Linked DNA regions of Homo sapiens: region 1 is linked to region 2. Evidence: read pairs that join two places in POLR2A ChIA-PET (ENCODE). Cell type or tissue: Panc1. All regions are shown on one strand. Links, peaks and the distances in the headings refer to the core of each region. The heading gives the core; the rest is flanking DNA. Region 1 overlaps ZC3H12C (zinc finger CCCH-type containing 12C). Region 2 overlaps SIK2 (salt inducible kinase 2).

What was found. Peaks named below come from ENCODE experiments on the same cell type or tissue, not always from the same donor. Only the 100,000 strongest peaks of a DNase experiment are listed, where the experiment ranks them.
Region 1: POLR2A ChIA-PET joins it to region 2 with 6 read pairs; 2 of 35 experiments call an interaction of 5 or more read pairs at or near these places.

What each region holds. Positions count from the first base shown.
Region 1 is chr11:110,146,009-110,151,390 of GRCh38, reverse strand. The region is part of intron 2 of ZC3H12C (zinc finger CCCH-type containing 12C); the gene reads right to left. Among named protein-coding and RNA genes, the nearest start is that of ZC3H12C, 55 kb to the right of the region's middle. In Panc1, for the core only: no CTCF peak of the experiment used is centred there; a DNase peak (open chromatin) is centred at 2,492.
Region 2 is chr11:111,636,487-111,641,868 of GRCh38, reverse strand. The region is part of intron 3 of SIK2 (salt inducible kinase 2); the gene reads right to left. Among named protein-coding and RNA genes, the nearest start is that of SIK2, 37 kb to the right of the region's middle. In Panc1, for the core only: no CTCF peak of the experiment used is centred there; no DNase peak of the experiment used is centred there.

The DNA.
Region 1 (5,382 bases), core at 308-5,307, 1.5 Mb after region 2:
ACTAATGATACTTGGTTTACTGAGAGTTGAGCATTTAATTGCTTCTGGCTCTAACGACAGGCCTGCATAAACATTTCTTCCTGGTAATTTCATTTGGTAAGGATAACTGTCACATTTACTCACTCTAGAAATAGAAAATTCTATCTCCTAAATAATTAAATAACTTTTACTTTCATAAAATGAGTGCAAACAGCAAACCATTTACAATTATGGGATAAAGATTCCATAGATGATAAAACAGGATACTGTACTATGCAATTCTGATCATAAAGGTTGTTTCATTATCCTCCCTCTCCACAAAGACTCACAGGGAAAAAACAAGAATGAAGATGAAAAACGGCATGTCGTTAATGGTAAATATCTCCATCTTGTTGAAAAAAATATAATCCTCCATGTGTTTAGGAATCTGTGGTCAAGTTTTCTGTTATTTGCAGCCGAAAACATCCCTAATTGCTATGCTAGGCACAGCTCTATGAATACCCAGAAAAAGAATATATTTTATGGCAAAAACCATTATTAGGAGCAGAAAAGTTATTATGTAACAGTTAATAGGAAGCTATAGTCATTCTAAACTCATCTCCAAATTAGTAACACAAAAGATCACAGTATTACTAGAAGAAATGAAAAAAATCCACAACCATACTAATTGACAGAAGAAGAAAACATTTAATAAGGATATAGATAACTGGAATAATCAATTACAAGCTTGATCTAATGGACATATACAAATTTTGCACAAAACTAAAGAGAAAAAATTATTTCAAAAAATATGAAAACTTTATAAATAAATTGGCTATGTACTAGGTCATAGAACAGATTTCAACAGATATCAGGAATCTGTACCATACATACAATACACTCTTTCACCACAATATGTTATTACATTGCAGATATAATGTCCTTGTTAAAAAATTAGTGTTGCTATAGCAGCAAAACCAATTTACAATTTTAATTTAAAAGATCCAATTTGTAATGTAATAAAAGCCATACAGATCTTTAAAAAAAGGCATGCAAGAGCTTTATAGATAAAATGAAATTGAAAACCTATATTAAAGGGCATAAGGTAAGACTTAAATAAAAAAACAATATACTATTTTTATGGACAGTAAGACTCGATTAATAAAGATGGCAAATGATTTCAAATTCATCTGTATGTTGCAATTCCAATCAAATTCTCCAAAGGTTTTTTTCACAGAACTTGAGAAACTAATCTTAAAATTAACATGGAAAAACCAAAGGCCAGCAATAAGGTGACATTACAAATCAATGAGGAAAAGATGAACTATTTAGCAAATGGTACTAGGGCAACTGGTTATTCCTGTGGAAAAAATAAAACTGCATTTTAATCTCACATCATATACAAAAATAAATTGTTGATAGATCAAATATTTAAATATGAAAAGAAAAATTATAAAAGTTTTAGAATAAATTACCAGAGAATTCACATCAGGATAAGAAAACACTTCTTAAACAAGACATAGAACTACATGCTATTAAGAAAAATAGACATATTGGAGCACATGAAAGTTCTTTATACAAAAGACTCCATAATAAAAAAACAGGTCATAGCTTTGGAGAGGAGATTTGCAACATATAATACCAATCAGAAGGTTAGTACTCAGAACATAAAGTACTCTCGTATATTAAAAGAGGTAGCCAGTTGTTTTTTAAGGCAAAAGATATGAACAATCAATTCACAGAAGAGGAAACTCAAATGACCAATGAACATAGGAAAAGATGTTCAATAGTAAAGAAATGCAAATTAAAGCCAAAATGAGACACTACTTCACACCCATCAGATTGATAAAAATAAAGTCTGCAAACACCAGATGTTGCCAAGAATGTGTGAAAGTAGGAACTCATACATCACAGGTGGGAGTGTAAATTGGTATAACTATTTGGGAGAGCAATTTGGCAATACTTCCATAAAGCGGAAGGCGTACTTTCTCTAAAATACAGTAGCTCTGCATCCAGGTACAGTAAAACCCCACAGGAACTCGAAATTAGATTCAATACAATTGGCAACTGCCTTTCATCCTCCTCCCAGCCTTAGATGGCACTTGGGGGCAAGCTACTGTTCTTATCTTTTAAACGGCGAGGGAAAGGCAGGTTAGTGGGGATGAGCAGGGTGGGTCCCCGAGTTACCAGGACTTTCCCAGCCAATATTCCCCTGATGAGGCCCCAAAATGAATGCTAACTGAGAAATCTCTAGAATCGCTGCTGTTGTCTTGGAAGTCTGTGTCAGGCATCAAGATCCAGAATCATTCATAGTATAATAACTTAAGCCTGAGCAGACAGTTACCTGGTGGCTCAAATCTGCAGATGGGACTTGTCACACTAGGAGAGGTTTTGGGAGACTGAACTTAATCTAACCTTACTGACGCATGATGAAGGATGTGACTCATCATACGTGCTAGATACAATATAAGGGACAACTAGAGGAGGTACTGATAAAGAATTACAAAATCAGAGTGAGCCAGATAAAGAATGATGAAAAACAGGATGTCAGAGTAAGTGCCATGTAGCTACTGATGCAAATGAACTATCTGTTGACTATTTACTAAAAAAAGGACCATAGCTTTAATTGCTTATAAATAGAGAACATTCACCATAGCTCTATAGCCACTTATGGGCTATCTGCATGGATGCAGGGGTTTTCTGCTCAGTAACAAAATTAGTTAATTCTATTTTTATGAATTAGCATGTTCCTTTGGGCCTTGATTACTTTTTTATCCCAACAATTTGGCAATAAGGAAGATTGGTATATCTCAAGTGAGTCCTTTTGGTGGGTGAATTTGTTGGAGGATTTGTGGTCACCCGTGATTAGGTCAGAACTCTGAATGTTTGCCAAAAAGTCTCCCTCTGACTACTTTGGCTGAGTGGGATTTGGTTCCCAGGGAAAATTCCAAAGCCTCTCTGTAAATTCCAAGTTACAACTGAGCAAAATGGGTAACTCATTGAAGGTCCCATCTGATTCATCACTGGCTTTAGCAGTAGAAAAATACGAGATGCCTAGAATATTGTCAGTAGGTCTCTCTTTTAAAAATAAAAGGCTTCTTTTATTCTCTCACATTTGGCATAAGCATACTTATAAAAATCCTGCTTTGCAACGGTCAAAAGAAGGCTCATTTGAAGTAGACAAATTGATGTATTTACAGGAATTCTCAGAAAAACCCCACTCAAAGGGATTATTGGTATCTCTGGATCTCAGGAAATAAAAGAAGGAATGAAGTGGGCAGCCACAAAGAATGAATTAAGAAACTGGAGGAAGAGATAAAGTAACTGAAAGCTCCTTTCTCTTCTTCCAGGTTCTTGACCTCTTTCTGCTGTTGCTCCTTCTGCTTTTTCTGCTTCTTGTTGCCCTTCTTTGCCTCTATCTAGGTCCTAGAAGAGTGGGGCAATGACCTTCTGGATGGATGGATGATTCCCAATGGCTACAGGTTCTGGAGATAACTTCCCTTTGGAAGGGGGAAAATTGCTAGCCTTATTAGAATATTCTAATGTGGATTCCATTCTCCAAAACTTCCCTAAACAGAACATGCAAAACACAGCTACGGAGGCAGAAATGATGAAGAAGAAGGAACAAGGAGTCTGAGAACCTGGATAACAGACTGTCCTAGAATTAAGGTATTAGGTTGGCAAATGGTTGCGTTGGTAACTTAGATGAAAGGGGAGGCAAAAGGAGTAAGGATACCAAACAGCAAAATGAGACTGACACTACAGTGTCATACAAACCAACTTATTGTTTCTTTTCTTTTCTTTTTTTTTTTTAATTTTACTTTAAATTCTGGGATACATGGGCTGAAATGTGCAGGTTTGTTACATAGGTATACATGTGCCATGGTGGTGTGCTGCACCTATCAACCCATCACCTCAGTTTTAAGCCCCGCGAGCATTAGGTATTTGTCCTAATGCTCTCCCTCCCCTTCCCTCCGACCCCCTGACAGGCCCCGGTGTGTGATATTCCCCTCCCTGTAGTCATGTGTTCTCATTGAGTCAACTTATTTTTTCATCTCAATGGAAGAAAATCAGCCCTACCCTTTAGTAGCTCCGGTGACTCAAATGCCTTTTTAAAGTGATCCAGGACTGCCAGGTACATCAGACATGGTAGGAGTGCATATGACCTTTTCCCCAGCTGATGGTACCCATCTTAAAGAGTTATTTCCCAGTGCTCTGAAAAGATCTGGAAACATTTGCCGAGGTGCTCTGTGGCACACTGGCTGCTGCATGGAGTTGCTCTGGCCGACTGTGTTTGACTAATGGAACAGGCACGGTGGAGGCAAATGATAACCCCTCTTGTAAGGGAGTGCCCTGGCCTCAGGAAGCTGACTGCCTCCTCAAACAAGAGGAGACTACCTCCTCTCATGCCTTAGAAACCCACCGCGAGGTGACCTGGGAGAAGCTGCAATGCTGCTGTTGGGTGAGTCTCCATTGATTTTCATCAGTGGCTGACTGAGGCATTTTCTAAATTAACAAGGATGGATTTAAAGGTAGATCAGAATAGACCCTTATTCTTCTCTACTTTTATGGCAGCCTTGCTACTGGGAATTCAGGCGTAGGTAAAAGAAAAGGTATGTGGATGGTAAGGATAGACAAGTTTCTCAGGTATTGGCAATAGCAATCCAGTTTTGGAAAAAAAAATGTAGAAAGATAAAGACAAAGAAACTTAAGACTGCAGTGTTACCTTCCCAGTTGGAATTGTTCACAAGGGGAGCAAACCCCTTTCTGGGACTACCAACAAATAAGAGAAGATCCTCTAATGAAAAGTCAATAGGTCACTACTATAGGAAGCTAGGACATTGGAAAAAGGGATGCTGGAAGAGACTGAGGAAGATGCAAGAGATGCAACCCAACTATGAAGCTTTACTACCCCCTCCAGAGATTTCTCCCCTCGGGAAATCAGACAGGAAATAACGCTGCAACTAGGAGCAAAAGTGACATAATGGGAGAGCCTCAGTGCTGGAAATGGGACAACCTGATCTGTTTGCTTGTTTTTCCTGCCTTAATCTTTTCCTGCTCTGTCTTGTGGAGACTAGAGCCATGAATTCTGCAGTTTCTGTTCATCTTTCTTGTTTTAGCCTGACCCGTTAAAACAAGTTACGGGGCCGGGCGCGACGGCTCATGCCTGTAATTCTAGCACCTTGGGAGGCTGAGGCGGGCGGATCATGAGGTCAGGAGATCAAGACCACCCTGGCTAACACGGTGAAGCCCTGTCTCTACTAAAAATACAAAAACAATTAGCCGGGCGTGGTGGCGGGCACCTGTGGTCCCAGCTACTCAGGAGGCTGAGGCAGGAGAATGGCATGAACCCGGGAGGCGGAGCTTGCAGTGAGCCGAGATCGCGCCACAGCACTCCAGCCTGGGCGACAGAGCAAGACTCCG
Region 2 (5,382 bases), core at 131-5,130:
TAATGGCTGAGCTGGGACAAGAATCCCAGTCTGTGATTCCAAAGCCCATTGTCTCTCATACGGTACACATAGGGAATAACAGGAAATGAAATTGGAAAAAAGAGCTAGGTCTACACTATAAAAGGTCTTAAGTGCCAAAGAAGTTGGTAGGCAAGGAGGAACTGCAGAAGATTTTTAAGAAATAAAGTGAAAATCTGTGCACAGGAAAGACTGATAAGGGAAATAAAGAGGCAAGAAACCACTTGGGATCCTAATCATGAGCTGAAAATGAATTAATGAGGGACTAAATTAGGGTTAAGGCAATGAAAATATAAAGTAAACAAAAGCAGAAAATATAAAGTAAACAAAAGCAGAAAATAAGATATTTCAAAGAAAAATCTGTAAGACTAAGCAACTAATTAGATATAAAAAAGAATGAGTCCAAGGTAATTCAGGGTCAGAAGAAGAATGAATGGTCAAACTGCTAACAGAATTTTGAATATGGGAAGAGCTTATTTAGGAGGAGAAGAAGGTAATGTGCCCAGTTTGTAATTTTCTTTTCAACAAGTCAGTAAGTAGGGACCTGGAATTTAGGGAAACGTAAAGGCTCAGGTTATGGATTTGAGGTTCATCTGCCTAGAGGCCTGAAGCCTTGGGAATACAGAGCTCAGTGAGGGAATGCATAGAACTCCTTCTCTTACAGGACAGGAAAATGAGATAGACAATGGTCTTAAAAGTAGGAAAAGAAAACAGTCACAAAAGGCAATTTCCAAGAAAAAAAGAGAATGCATGCTAAGAGTCAAGTTGCTGCAGTGAAGTTAAAGAGGGTGAGGACTAAAAAGGAGGTAAATTTCGCCATTAGTTCACTGAGGCCTTTACCAGATGCTATACTGGCACCGAGTTTGTAACTTTATGCCTACAAATACTATATTTGCAGACCATCCTGTCTAACATGGTGAAACCCCGTCTCTACTAAAAATACAAAAAATTAGCCGAGGGTGGTAGCGGGGGCCTGTAGTCCCAGCTACTCGGAAGGCTGAGGCAGAAGAATGGCGTGAACCCGGGAGGCGGAGCTTGCAGTGAGCTGAGATCGCGCCACTGCACTCAAGCCTGGGCTACAAAGTGAGACTCCATCTCAAAAAAAAAAAAAAAAAAAAAAAAAAAAAATTGCCTGTTTCTTCTGACTTTCTAAAGAACTTTTCTCATAGTTTCCCGTAGCACTTATAGCATAGTATAGCATAGTTCTAAGTGTTTTTAATTCTCCCTTAGATAGTACCCTCCTCCTCAAATACCAAGACAGGAAACCCAGTCATTATTTCTTGAATGAAGGGCCAAATAAATGGTTCATAATGGGATAAAGAAACAAAGAGAAAATGTTATACTATTTAATGTTTAACATTTAAACATTAAATGTTATTTTATGTTTACATTTTAAGAACAAAGCTGGATATTTACATTTTAAGAACCCCCAATATTTAATGAAAAGCAAATCTATCTTAAAATGATTGTGCATAGGCAGGGCAAAAGAGATTATTCTGCCTGTTTCAAGATAGCAGACTGGGAACCAGCTAGTTTTCTCTCCTACATCAATTCCTGGAAATGAAAGAAAATTAATTAACAGTCACACAAGAACAAAAGGAACTGATGGACTAGCAACTGGGAATATTTTGTGATTTACAACAGACTAGATCAAACTAAAGAGGAAAATCACAAGCTAAGATATACAGACACAAAAAACAGCAAGAGAGTTCTATGCCCAAAGTGTTTCATGCCCAATGGTGAAGTATTGGAACAGGAAAGGGCTGAGGGACAGTCAACAGTCTTATTAGTTGGAATACCACAAGGGATGCAGTCAAGTCAGATCAATCCATGTTCACATCCTGTGCCACACACCCTGCGCAGTAACAGAGAGTATACAACTCCTGAAGAGAGTATTAAATATTAGAGATTTAATCTTAAATCTTAGAGACAGGGCAGTGTCCAAGGTGGCTGGGGAAAAAAAGGAAGCATTCATTCCTAGTAGAGCAGTCTCCAGGATATCCAGCCCAGAAATACTTTCTACACACTCCTCTACTTTCACTGAAAATCCTGAGTCAAAACTCCCATGGCAAGTCTTAGTCCCCTTCCCAAGCAGACTGCCTAAACAGAAGCAGGAGAGAGTATAACAATGAATTTCAATGAGAAAGATGCATATACAATCAAAGGATGGGCAGACTCTTGAGGAATGTGAATCTCATTTAAGGCAGAAAACAACTTCAGCAAATGAGGTACACATCTAAAGAAAAAGGGTTAACAAATAAATGGAATAGGATTTTAAAATAAGCATGTTTGACTTATGCTTCTGGCCATGATGTTGTAACATGAATCGGATTTAACCTTCTTTTAAAACAACCAGAAAACTGGCAAAAATAAAATCAGGTGAGGCTTATGATCTCCTGGCTTTCTGCCTGAAGGCAAATTCTGGATTTCTGAGCAGGCACAGGCATCCCAAGCATGCCATGGCTGTTTTCCTGAGTAAAGGAGACAGAAATTAGAATTCCAGAAGTCTAAGGTTTCCAGAAGATGTGGAGCAAATTTCTGGAGAAGAGGGACTATGCAGAAAAAAAATAATAATAAAGGCTCAGAAATCTGCTATTAAGTCTTTGCTAGATACTAAGAAATATGTGCCTAGGATGAAGTTCTATAAGGTTTGGCAAAGAATGACAAGGTGTTGTGAGCTGAATGGTTCCCAGAGCTCATATAGGTCTGAGGACCATTTAAACTTCTTTCAGCCAAACTGGAGACTGTTTACTGATCATTCAAGGCATTCAGTAGAAACCTTAGAAGGACCACAACTAGCATAGGGCTACTGCAACCCCAACACTAACAAAACTTGAAAAGATCAAGCCAAACTATAAGTAACTTAACTGCTGCCCACTAAAGCTCAACACTGTTTCAGGAAGATAACAAAATCCAGAAACTTGGCAATGTAAAGCTCACAATGACTAGCATCCAAAACAAAACAAAACAAAAAAACAACAACAACAAAAAATTAAACATACCAAGAAGCAGGAAAATATTACCTATAAGCAGGAGAAGGACAACAGAAATAGACCTAGAATTTATAGATTATGGAATTATAAGATGATGTTAAAATAGTTATTACAACTATGTTCAAGTATTTAAAGAAAAACATAAGAAAAAAGGAACATCTAGAGATAAATATATATGTTTACTATCTTCCCAGAGATAAGAGACTATATCACATATATTTTACAGAATAGAACAGGAAACAGGAAAAAGAACAAACTAAAGAACTTGGAAACAAAAAAAATCTCACTGTTGAAATACCAGCTCAACTGACTTGAGAAACTTGAAGCCTCAGCAATGGAAAATGCCTTGAATCAATATAATTTACATAGTAGAATGCCCCAAAGACTCAGGAACTGATGGCACAAGAAACTGGAAGTTGGTGTAAAATGAAGCTAAAATAAGGATGATCAGGTGAAGATGGTTTAAAAAATAATTCAATCCCCAAATCTCCTCCCTTCATTTTATGGACTGGGTGAGTGCCCTGATTTCTACCCCAGTAGAAATCTAGAGGCTTATCCTCTCAAGGAGAGACTAAAATGAAGGGTCTCCAGACCTAAGAACCCTAGGTGCAGTTGAAAACAGAAAGCTTAAGTAAACATGCATACCGGATACTGACATGCGTTAGCATTCCTCATCCATAAGGCCAAAACTATGGCAACCAGGCTTTACCTTATGGGTAGAAGACAAAGAATCTTCTCTTGGTAATCCATCAACTCAAGTGTAAAGATACAAACATTGGAAATCCCCAATATAAGAACACAGTCAGATCACCCTAGCAGTGAAAAAATCCCTTCTACTGGCTCAGTTTCCAATTAGCTTCTTGGTTCCCTGCTCTTAAATAGGAATTGACAAACAAATATACGTAGTAATCACCTAAATAAACTCTAACACGTAATATATACACTAAAACAAACACACCAACAGGAAAAAACAAATCACAGAGAAGAAAGACTACACGAAGAAATGAAATACAAATGAAAGATAAAGAGTATACAAAGAAATGAAAATTTAACAAAATTATTGTTGTTCTGAGAGAGATTTAATAAAGATATTATAGGCTGGGTGCAGTGGCTCATGCCTGTAATCCCAGCACTTTGGGAGGCTGAGGTGAGTGGATTGCTTGAGACCAGGAGTTTGAGACCAGCCTGGTCAACATGGTGAAGCCCTGTCTTTACTGAAAGTACAAAAAAATCAGCCAGGCGTGGTGGTGGGCACCTGTAAACCCAGCTACTGGGGAGGCTGAGGCAGGAGAATCACTTGAACCTGGGAGGCAGAGGTTGCAATGAGCCAAGATTGTGCCACCGCACTCCAGCCTGGGTGACCGAGGGAGACTCCTTCTCAAAAAAAAAAAAAAAAAAAAAGATATTACAAAATGATCAGATAAGATAAGGGTGTTATTCCATGGCACACGTTTACCTATGTAACAAATCTGCACATCCTGCATATGTATCCAAGAATTTAAAGCCTTTAGGCAATAAATTTTAGACTAAAAAAATAAAAATAAAAAAAGTAAAATGCTTAAGAAGTTGAAAAAAGAGTGTTATTTTAAAAGAAATAACTAGGGAACAAAATAAACTCATAGATATTAAAATGTGGTAGCAAAACAAAGGTTAAAAGATAAAGTTTATGAAATCCCTCAGGAAGCAGAACAACAAGACAAAGACATGGTAAATAGGAGAACAAAAAAATAAAAAAGAAAAAAAAGAAAATTAGAAAGCCAGTTCAGAAAGCCTAATATCTGAATAAAAGGCATTTTGAAAGAGAATACAGAGAAAAGTAGGGAAATAAATCATCTACTAAATAATTCAAGGCAATTTCCCAGATAGCCTAGCACCACAAATTGAAATAGACCCACACCAAAGCACATCATTGGAAAATTACAGAACACTGAGGACAAAAAGAAGATCTTATAAGCTTACAGACAGAAAACAGTAACTCACAACAAAGGATCAGGAATTGAATCGCTTTAAGTTTTTCAAAAGCAACCCTGGAAATTCCAAGACAATGGAACAATATCCTCATTATTCTGAAAGAAAATTATTTCCAAGTTAAAATTCTATTCCCAGACAAACTACTCTGTATTATGGTAGAGAAACAGCATCTTAAGACGTGTAAGATCTCACAATATTTATGTATCCTTTCTTCAGGTTTTTGCTGAAGTATGTATAAGAGAGGCTTTCCCTGATCATCTTTGATAAAAGAACACATCTTTACCCTCCCCTGGCCTTCCTATCCATCTTACCTTCCTTATTTGTCTTTGAAACACTGACATCACATATTTTCTTTTAATCCCACAACTTAAAACACTCTCACTAAAGTATAAACTCAAAG